2 separate regions of the Homo sapiens genome follow, and region 1 is linked to region 2. A link is a contact called in ENCODE Hi-C or POLR2A ChIA-PET data. All regions are on one chromosome and are shown on one strand. Each heading gives the region's core, a stretch centred on a gene start or an enhancer-like site at or near the end of the contact. The rest is flanking DNA. Distances are from core to core; before and after follow the strand shown.

Region 1 (4,794 bases), core at 26-2,525, 550 kb after region 2:
AATTAAAAATAGAATTACTACATAATCCAGCAATTCCACTTGTGTATATATATTCAGGAGTTGAAAGCAACAGATATTTGAACATCTGTGTGTATACCCAAAAGGGTTAAAAAACAGATATTTGTATATCCATGTTTACAGTATTATTTCACAGTAGCCAAAAGTGGAAACAACCTGTTATCCATTAACAGATGACTGAATGAACTGGTATATACATAAAATGGAATACTATTCAGCCTTAAAAGAAATTCTGACACGTTACCACATGGATGAACCTTGAGGACATTATGGTAAGTGAAATCAGTTACAAAAAGACAAATGCTGTATGAGTCCTTATATGAAATACCTAGAGTAGTCAAATTCATAAAGACAGAAAGAATGGTAGTCGCTGGGAAGGAGGGAGGGGAAGAATGAGGCGTTACCACTTACTGGGTACAGAGTTTCAGTTTTGCAAGATGAGTGCTGGAGATGGATGGTGGTAATGGTTGCATAACAATGTGAATGTATCTAATACCACTGAATTGTACCTTTAAAAATGGTTAAGATAGTAAATTTTACCATCTTCACAGTTTCCCGAGATTGCAAGGCCAGCAGTTAAAGACAAAAACAAAACTACTTCCAACTGCCCTACAGTGTGCAGACCTTTCCCTTGTCCTGCCCTGAGTAGAACTACAGTTGTCATTCGTGATCCTCCCTTTAAAAAATTATGCTTGTGGCTAGGCGCGGTGGCTTACACCTGTAATCCCAGCATTTTGGGAGGCCGAGGCGGGCGGATCACCTGAGGTCAGGAGTTCGAGACCAGCCTAGCCAACATGGTGAAACCCTGTCTCTGCTAAAAATACACATTAGCTGGATGTGGTGGTGCGCGCTTGTAGTCCCAGCTGCTCGGGAGGCTGAGAGAGGAGAATTGCTTGAACCCGGGAGGCAGAGGTTGCAGTGAGCCGAGCCGAGATCGCGCCACTGCACTCCAGCCTGGGCAACACTGTGAGACTCTGCCTCAAAAAAAAAAAAATCATGCTTGCGTTTCATGGCGAATGTTACACATTCAAACTTATCAAATATATTAATAGTAAGAAAATAGGTTTCCTATCCGTTGTATATATTTGAGTTCCAGGCGAGATTTCCTTCGCAGAAAGAGTTCCGCAGATGAAAAGTAAAAGAAAATCCGCGGCGAAAATAACCCGCGCGCAGAGGCCGGTCCCGCTACTAGCCCCGCCCAATCAACGAGGCCAATCAGCGGCCCGCAACGGGGGAGGGACACGCAGCCGTCAGCCGAACAATTCGATGACGAGGCCCAGGAAGCACGCTGAAACCCTGGGCGGCGGCAAGCTGTGCGACCTCTTCTGCGGCCGGCCTGGGCAGGTGTCTTCCTCGAGAGGCAGGCAGGGGATCCCGGACGTGAGTCCGTGCAGTTGGGTGTGTTGTGCGGCGGGTGGGGCGGGTTACCCGCCGTTACGCCCTGGCGGGTCCAGCGGACTCGCGGCGCAGACGCTGGGGAGGCCGCAGGCGCGACCCGGGGCGGGGACCGTGCTAGCTGCGTGCGTCCGCTGCGGCCTGTGGGTGCCCCGGGCTCCTACCTCAGCTCCCGCGCCGGCGGCTGCCTGTCCGCCGCGGTTGCGCGCGTTCCGGGGAGGTGCTTGGCCCAGAGAGCGGCCTACGGAGAAGGCACAGCGAGGGCAAAGCGAGACCTGAGCGCACGTTGAATTCTGTTGGCTTTGGTTATCTCTGAAAACTTTAAGCATAATTTGAATAAATGCTGTCAGCAGAATAGCTCGGATTTAGTTGTAGTTAATTTTCTAAAACTTCAAATCTGTGAATTAACACAGTTAACAACAACAACAAAAACGGACACAAAACAACCTCCAAAATGGATTTTTTTTTTTTTTTTGAGACGGAGTCTTGCTGTGTCACCCAGGCTGGAGTGCGGTGGTGCTATCTCCGCTCACGGCAACCTCCGCCTTCCGGGTTCCAGCGATTCTCCTGCCTCAGCCACCTGAGTAGATGGGACCACAGGTGCGCGCCACCAGGCCCGGCTAATTTGTAAATTTTATTTGTAGAGAAGGGGTCTCCCTGTGTTGTCCAGGCTTGTCTCTGACTCCTGGGCTCAAAGGATCTTCCCATCTTGGCCTCCCAAAGTGCTGGGATTACAAGCGTGAGCCATTGCGCCTGGCTCCAAATCTGATTTGAGTGTAAAAAGTTAGACACACCATAAGCTGTAGGTTTATTACTGGGTGGTGAAAAACAATTCAGGTTTTCTTTATAATAGTGATTATGAAGTGTTCTTCCCAGACTAGCTTTATCGTCATCTGGGAAATTGTTAAAAATGCAAATTCGCAAGTTTGAGAGCCATGGTTCCAAGAAACTGCATAAGCATACGAAATAAGTTGCAGCCTCCCGACTTATACCCTGGTACTTCTAGTCTAAAACAGGATTTGACTCTACTAATCCAGGTTAGTCTTGCCTTTCCCATTACTCATGTGCTTTCGTTGAAACCAAAGACTTTTTCTTTTGTGCCCATTTCTACTCACTGCCTGGCCGTCTGCACGACGATCTGTGTTTCCTGGTAGTTCTCCAGTCTAGTAGCTACTATAAACTACTCTCCCTATTTCCCGCTCTGTGGAGATGTCGTTCCAACAGGTCCTCTCCACTCTAAGACCCTATCCTCTCAGAGAAGCCCCTGAGAGCCATTAGTACTTTTGCCCTGGAGAGGCAGTTTAGGTAGAGCCAGTCTGGGTTCTACCACTTACTAGCTTGGTGGTCTTAGGCAAGTTACTTTGTGTGATCTGTAAAATGAAGATGAGTGAAGATAAGAGTACTACTTCCAGTAGTTTTGTGAGGATTAAATTAATGTAACAGTGCTTAGCACATAGTAACAAAATATTAGCTACTTTTTTTTTTTTAGACGGAGTTTTGCTCTTGTTGCCCAGGCTGGAGTGCAATGGCGCGATCTCGGCTCACCGCAACCTGCACTCTCTGGGTTCAAGCAATTCTCCTGCCCCAGCCTCCCGAGTAGCTGGGATTACAGGCATGCGCCACCACGCCCTGCTACTTTTGTATTTTTAGTAGAGACAGGGTTTCTCCATGGTGGTCAGGCTGGGCTGGAGCTCCCAACCTCAGGTGATGCGCCCGCCTTGGCCTCCCAAGGTGCTGGGATTACAAGCGTGAGCCACCGTGCCCGGCCTTTAGCTACTATTATACATATTATAATTTAAAAATTATTAGTACCGAAGCCTGAGACAGGAGAGAAATGGTAAAAATAGTAGGGACTGCGGGAGAGAGAAAGAGTAGTGTCCCCTGACAAGTACTAGAATGACATAGGTGCCACCATTAAACGAAACTAGCTAGGATGGTTACTTTCGATTAACACTTTGCTACTCAAGAGTGTGGTCTGCGGCATCACCAGGAGCTTGTTAGAAGTGGAGATCTCAGACCTACCTCAGATTTACTGAATCAGAATCGTTTTTTTTTTTTTTTAACAAACTCTTCAGCAGGTTTAGATGTAGCTTTGTTTGGAGGAAGTGTGAGATTCGTTTTAGGATTTCTCAAGGAGTTCCAGCCTTCAATCAGTGACCATGGGGATCTGGCAGGAGGGCTTGAATTTCTAGCTGATTCTTCTATTCTGTCTTACCCTCCTGTCTTCCATCATTTCTGCATTGCTAATCTCTATCCCTGGAGAAATCTATGGAACTGCTGGTTATTACTGTAGAAAGTAACATAGTTGCCAATAGTACGACTTTGTGGATGTCACAGTCAAAACTCAACTGCCTGGCTGGCACAGTGGCTCACCTGTAATCCCAGCACTTTGGGAAGACAAGGCGGCGGGCAGGGGGATCCTTTGAGCTCAGGAGTTCGGGACTAGCCTGGGCAACATAGCAAGACCCTGTCTCTATAAAAAAGAAAAAAAAATCTCAACTGCTTGACAGGCTTTTTATTCACTTCCCTTTGTATAATGCCTCCTGTAGTACCTTTTTTCCCCTCCAAATCTCCGTTTCCCCCATCCTAACCTCCTCACAGTGTTAGAAATGCAAATTACTCTTAATTTCTCTGTCCACTTCATATCATATTATAATATGAAATCTGTCAGTTTCTCTTTTTACTTTAGAAATTTTGTCTTCATCCATCTTCATTCATTTCTATTTATGGAGTATATAACCTCATTGCCTATGAAGAACCCTTCCCGTAACCTTAATTTCATGCACTCCCATCTTGGAGCCTCTCTCCAGTTTACACACTCCCTTTGTCACCTACTTCTTAACCACTTAGAGAATTAGGCTTCTCACTGTCATTCTCTGAAAGGTCATAAATGGCCAACTAATTAACCAATCCAATGGCTTTTTTCCAGACTTTGTTCCTCTCCACTTCTCTGAAGTATTGAATACGCTTGATACCACTTTCTTGAAATTAAGTCCCTCCTTAGTTTTTGCCCATTGCATATTTTGGCTTGTCTTCTATTGCCCTGATTAGCCTTCACTCTCCTCTCTGGTATTTGCTTCTTCCATGGCTTTCTTCCTTAGTTGAACTCTTAATTTTTTCCAATAAAGTATACAGTTATTCAGTATTTCTAAGTATCTCCAGAGCATAACAGTGATTTTAGTGTTTTTTGTTTGTTTGTTTGTTTTTTAATTGAGTCAGGGTCTTGCTCTGTCACCCATGCTGGAGAGCAGTGGCGTGATCTCGGCTCAGTGCAGCTTCAACCTCCCCGGCTCAAGTGATCCTCCCACCTCAGCCTCTCCAAGTAGCTGGAAATATAGACGTATGCCACCACACCCAGCTAAATTTTGTTTCAAGTTTTGT
Region 2 (5,455 bases), core at 2,019-4,518:
TACCCCGCTGATTTGTCTGCACATTAACATTTTAAAAGGATATGGTTAGTTTATATTTTTATTTATTTATTTATTCTGAGACAGAGTCTCTGTCACCCAGGCTGGAGCACAGTGGCATGATCTCAGCTCACGGCAACTTCCACCTCCCAGGTTCAAGTGATTCTCATGCCTCAGCTACCCGAGTAGCTGGGATTACAGGCATGTACCACCACGCCCAGCTAATTTTTGTATTTTTAGTAGAGATGGAGTTTTGCCATGTTGGCCAGGCTGGTCTCGAACTCCTGCTTCATGTGATTTGCCTGCCTCAGCCTCCCAAAGGGCTGGAATTACAGGGGTGAGCCACCGCACCCAGCCAAAATGATTACTTTTAAAAGGATATGGATTAGCTGAAAAAAGAGACTGATTAAAGAACATATCGTGTGGTGACCCTTCCAAATTGTAGACACCCACTCTTGAAACTGGTATCCATCATAAGGGGCCTTTTTCTTTCTATCTGTCTCTCTCCCACGCCTTGGACACAGCAGAAAGAGGAAAGGGAGGCCGGGCATGGTGGCTTACACCTGTAATTCCAGCACTTTGGGAGGCCGAGGCAGGCAGATTACCTGAGGTCAGGAGTTCGAGACCAGCCTGGCCAACATGGTGAAACCCTGTCATTACTAAAAATATAAAAATTAGCTGGGCATGGTAGCAGGCATCCGTAATCCCAGCTACTTGGGAGGCTGAGGCAGGAGAACCACTTGAACCCAGGAGGCGGAGGTTGCAGTGAGCCAAGATCATGCCACGGCACTGCAGCCTGGGTGACAACAGCGAAACTCTGTCTAAAAAATAAAAATAAAGAGGAAAGGGAGAGGAGAGAGCCTGGAACAACACTGGGGTGAAAAGAAAATATGCAACATGCAGATGAGGGGTGGGGTGAGAGGAGCATATGTTTCTCAGGAATATTTGTACAAAATAAAATGATGACATTTCTTTAATAATTATTGAAATGGGTGATGGGTATATGGGAGTTCATTGTACTATTCACTTTTGTGTATGTTTGAAAATTCTCAAAATTAAAAAATAGATGTAACTTCAGAGATGATGTGTGTGATAGCCAGCCTCCAAGATGGTCCCAATGATCCTCTCTTCCTGGTATTTGTGCCCTTGTGTAGTTCTTCCATATTGAATCAGGAATTGCATATGTGACCAAAGTGGAGGTGATATCCATCACTTCAAAGAGCCAGATCACTGTGACTTCTGTCTTGCTGTCTCTTGCATCTCTTGCTCTGAGGGAAGTCAGCTACCGTGTTGTGAGGAAACTCAAGCTGTCTTGTGGAGAGACCTTTATGGATAAGAATAGAGGTTTCCTGCCAACAGCCAGCCACATGAATTTAAGTGAGCCTCTATGGCCCCAGTGAAGCCTTCTAATGACTGTAGCTCCATCTAACGCATAACTGCATGAGAAACTGCCAAGCCAGAACTGTCCACCAGACTGCTCTTGAATCTGACCAACAGACACTGTGAAAGGCAATAAATGTATATTGCTGTAGGAAGTCACTAAGTTTTGGGGTAATGTGATTATGCAGCAATAGATAACTGATGCAATGTGATTTCAAGATTCTTCACACCTTGTCCTCCAAAAAGATTACCCTCCTCATCTTTTCAATGATGCCTGAAATGAACAGAACAGAACATCTTTCTCTTTTTTCTTTCTTTCTTTCTTTCTTTCTTTCTTTCTTTCTTTCTTTCTTTCTTTCTTTTTTTTTTTTTTTTTTGAGACAGGATCTTGCTCTGTCACCCAGGCTGGAATGCAGTGACACAAACATGGCTCACTGCAGCCTTGACCTCCAGGGCTCAAGTGATCCTCCGACCTCAGCCTCTCAAGTAGTGGGCACCACAGGTGCGTGCCACCATGCCTTTTTTTTTTTTAAGAGACAGAGTCTCACCATGTTGCCCAGGCTGCTCTCGAACTCCTGGGTTCAAGCAATCCTCCTGCCGCAGCCTCCCAAAGTGCTGGGATTACAGGTGTGAGCCACTGCACCTTGCAGAAAGACCTTTTCACACTATGCATAAGATTAACACGCTAATACTCCTTGAAGAGATAATATATTCACTAAAATTCATGGTAAAACATGTGACAGATATAAATTCTTTTTAAAACTCTTAGCAAGCTAATCTACTGAGACATTAATTTCAGTCTTGATCTTGCTGTTATAAGAGACTGGAACAAATAAAAAGGTAATTTCTTATGGTCCACCATCTCAAGAACAGCTAACATCTTGAATGATAAGGTCTAGGCTCTTCCTGCATCTCTCTCTTTCCTCACCCCCAAACCCAAACAACATACACTAGTAACAGCTTCTTGTTGTTTCAGGGGCCACCCTAAAGAAGAAACCCCTCCACCTCCACCACTGGCCTTCATCTTGAGGATTAGGTAACAGAGAAACTATGTTGCAATTGCTCCATAAGGGGAGTGGGGAGCTGGCACTGGTTTAGGAAGAAGGCAAGTGGCCAGACCTAAGGGCTGAATGACTTCCTCCGGGCTGGGAAGGGTTTCGGAGTTTCCAGGAATGGAAATTGTCCCTGGCTTGTATGCAGTCCGTGTGTGTGTGTGTGTGTGTGTGTGTGTGTGTGTGTGTGTGTGTAGCAGGTGGAGTGGGGAGAGGTGCATGAGGTGTCTGTAAAGGGGTGTTCTGGGGCCTGGGCTCACCAAACACCCCCTTTCCCCTCACTCCTGCGCAGCTGGCTTGCAGGCTAAGGAGCTGTGCCCTTCAGTGGTACCTCAAGGGTCATGAACTAGTAGCATCAAGACGGGGGTGGGGTGGGGGGAACCCCTCCCCCAATTTTTGAGACCCCACAGCCACAGAGAGAAGGGAGGGGGAACCTCAGAATGTGACTAATGAATTTCCCGCCAACATTGGCAGGCGGGAGCTGAGCCAGATTTCTTCAATTTGCGAAATTAAAAGACATGTGACGCCTCTTGCCCGAGTAGGTGCAGCGAATTCACTTTAGTTAGACTTTTCCTGAGAGCCGGTCTGTGTAGCGAGAAGGGTGCTGGGAGATGGGGGAATGGGGGATGGAGGAAGTTATAGCGGAGCCTAAGGGGCCAGTGCCGCTCTTCCTGCCAATTTTCGTCTTTAGCTCAGCGTCCGGAGCTCGCTGGTTGAGGGAACGACCCCGCGCGCGTCCGCCCGGCCGGCTCCGACACAAACACACGCACGTGCGCCCCGCCCCCGCCGCGCGCACGCGCCCCGAGGCTCCGGCGGCGGCGACGGGCGCGCGCGCGGTGCTCGCTGCCCCCACGCCGCTCCCTCCGCTGGGATCGCTGCGCCTCCGGCTCCCCGCACCGATCCGCGCCAGGCCTGCGGACCTGGAGGCAGCGACCGCGGTCGGTGGGCTCCGGCGGGCTCAGCGGTCGAGGCGGTGGCAGGGTGAGCGGAGCGGGGCCCCGCAAGTCCCCGGGAGGCGACGGTGCCGGGCGCGGGCCCCTGCGTAAGGTGGGCGCAGTGACAGGCCGGCCGGTGAGGCGCCGCCGGGAGAGGCCGCGACGGAGCTCCCAGACCGGCCATGGGCTGAGACACGTCCTCGCCGAGCAGGTGCAGTGACCGGAGGCCCCGGGGGGAGCCCGCCCCTACAGGCCCCGGGGACCCTCAACCCCGACCGGACGCGTCCTACCCAGCCCGGTGCCCTGTTGACCTTCCCTCAGCTCCTCCCAAAAGGCACACCGACCCCACCTCCAAACCCTGCCCGTGCCATCCCTGTGACTCCCAGCAGTCCCTGCCATCCTGTGCATACCTGCAGCCTGCACCCCTGTGACCCCAGCCCAGTAGGCCCTCGGGCCACCTCCTCTTCGGCCGATATTTACAGCCCACTGCCTGCACAGTGCCTGGAAACTACCCAGCATCTCTCTCTCCTAGCCCAAAGGGGGTGGAGGTAAGGGTGGGAGGGGAAGTGGGAGAGGGTGTCCTTCCCTCTGGAGTCCTTGGTGACCACAAACCCATCCTCTTTCTCTCAAGTGACCCTTCCGTACCCCACCAGAACATGCCCGGGTGACCTCCTCCCAGATCTTCCTTGTGGCCTTCCTCGCCCACTCCAGTGACACTATGCACCCCCACCGTGACCCGAGAGGCCTCTGGCTCCTGCTGCCGTCCTTGTCCCTGCTGCTTTTTGAGGTGGCCAGAGCTGGCCGAGCCGTGGTTAGCTGTCCTGCCGCCTGCTTGTGCGCCAGCAACATCCTCAGCTGCTCCAAGCAGCAGCTGCCCAATGTGCCCCATTCCTTGCCCAGTTACACAGCACTACTGGACCTCAGTCACAACAACCTGAGCCGCCTGCGGGCCGAGTGGACCCCCACGCGCCTGACCCAACTGCACTCCCTGCTGCTGAGCCACAACCACCTGAACTTCATCTCCTCTGAGGCCTTTTCCCCGGTACCCAACCTGCGCTACCTGGACCTCTCCTCCAACCAGCTGCGTACACTGGATGAGTTCCTGTTCAGTGACCTGCAAGTACTGGAGGTGCTGCTGCTCTACAATAACCACATCATGGCGGTGGACCGGTGCGCCTTCGATGACATGGCCCAGCTGCAGAAACTCTACTTGAGCCAGAACCAGATCTCTCGCTTCCCTCTGGAACTGGTCAAGGAAGGAGCCAAGCTACCCAAACTAACGCTCCTGGATCTCTCTTCTAACAAGCTGAAGAACTTGCCATTGCCTGACCTGCAGAAGCTGCCGGCCTGGATCAAGAATGGGCTGTACCTACATAACAACCCCCTGAACTGCGACTGTGAGCTCTACCAGCTGTTTTCACACTGGCAGTATCGGCAGCTGAGCTCCGTGATGGACTTTCAAGAGGATCTGTACTGCATGAACTCCAAGAAGCTGCACAATGTCTTCAACCTGAGTTTCCTCAACTGTGGCGAGTACAAGGAGCGTGCCTGGGAGGCCCACCTGGGTGACACCTTGATCATCAAGTGTGACACCAAGCAGCAAGGGATGACCAAGGTGTGGGTGACACCAAGTAATGAACGGGTGCTAGATGAGGTGACCAATGGCACAGTGAGTGTGTCTAAGGATGGCAGTCTTCTTTTCCAGCAGGTGCAGGTCGAGGACGGTGGTGTGTATACCTGCTATGCCATGGGAGAGACTTTCAATGAGACACTGTCTGTGGAATTGAAAGTGCACAATTTCACCTTGCACGGACACCATGACACCCTCAACACAGCCTATACCACCCTAGTGGGCTGTATCCTTAGTGTGGTCCTGGTCCTCATATACCTATACCTCACCCCTTGCCGCTGCTGGTGCCGGGGTGTAGAGAAGCCTTCCAGCCATCAAGGAGACAGCCTCAGCTCTTCCATGCTTAGTACCACACCCAACCATGATCCTATGGCTGGTGGGGACAAAGATGATGGTTTTGACCGGCGGGTGGCTTTCCTGGAACCTGCTGGACCTGGGCAGGGTCAAAACGGCAAGCTCAA

Evidence for each region. A loop is a pair of places that touch in the nucleus more often than their neighbours do. ChIA-PET counts read pairs that join two places held with the same protein, here RNA polymerase II (POLR2A). Pooled maps may share reads with other maps.
Region 1: a map of naive thymus-derived CD4-positive, alpha-beta T cell shows a loop between it and region 2 (3-fold over the local background). The contact joins the promoter of CLCC1 here to the promoter of AMIGO1 in region 2. A Hi-C loop is called at or near these places in 1 of 168 maps with a recorded cell type or tissue (naive thymus-derived CD4-positive, alpha-beta T cell), 1 of 37 single-sample maps with no recorded cell type and 5 of 50 pooled maps. POLR2A ChIA-PET finds 5 or more read pairs at or near these places in 2 of 52 experiments (WTC11 and endothelial cell of umbilical vein).

Annotation. Positions count from the first base shown.
Region 1 is chr1:108,959,965-108,964,758 of GRCh38, reverse strand. CLCC1 (chloride channel CLIC like 1) reads left to right here and starts at 1,275. Exons shown (of 13, transcript NM_001377458.1): 1 at 1,275-1,398; 2 at 2,290-2,450. RefSeq lists silencers at 1,480-1,719, 1,858-2,152 and enhancers at 2,080-2,199, 2,572-3,072, 3,073-3,573.
Region 2 is chr1:109,507,540-109,512,994 of GRCh38, reverse strand. AMIGO1 (adhesion molecule with Ig like domain 1) reads left to right here and starts at 3,268. Exons shown (of 2, transcript NM_020703.4): 1 at 3,268-3,575; 2 at 3,996-5,455. The coding sequence starts at 4,083. LOC105378893 (a long non-coding RNA gene) reads left to right here. Exons shown (of 3, transcript XR_001738179.2): 3 at 2,354-2,393. RefSeq lists silencers at 3,265-3,384, 3,445-3,594, 3,605-3,664.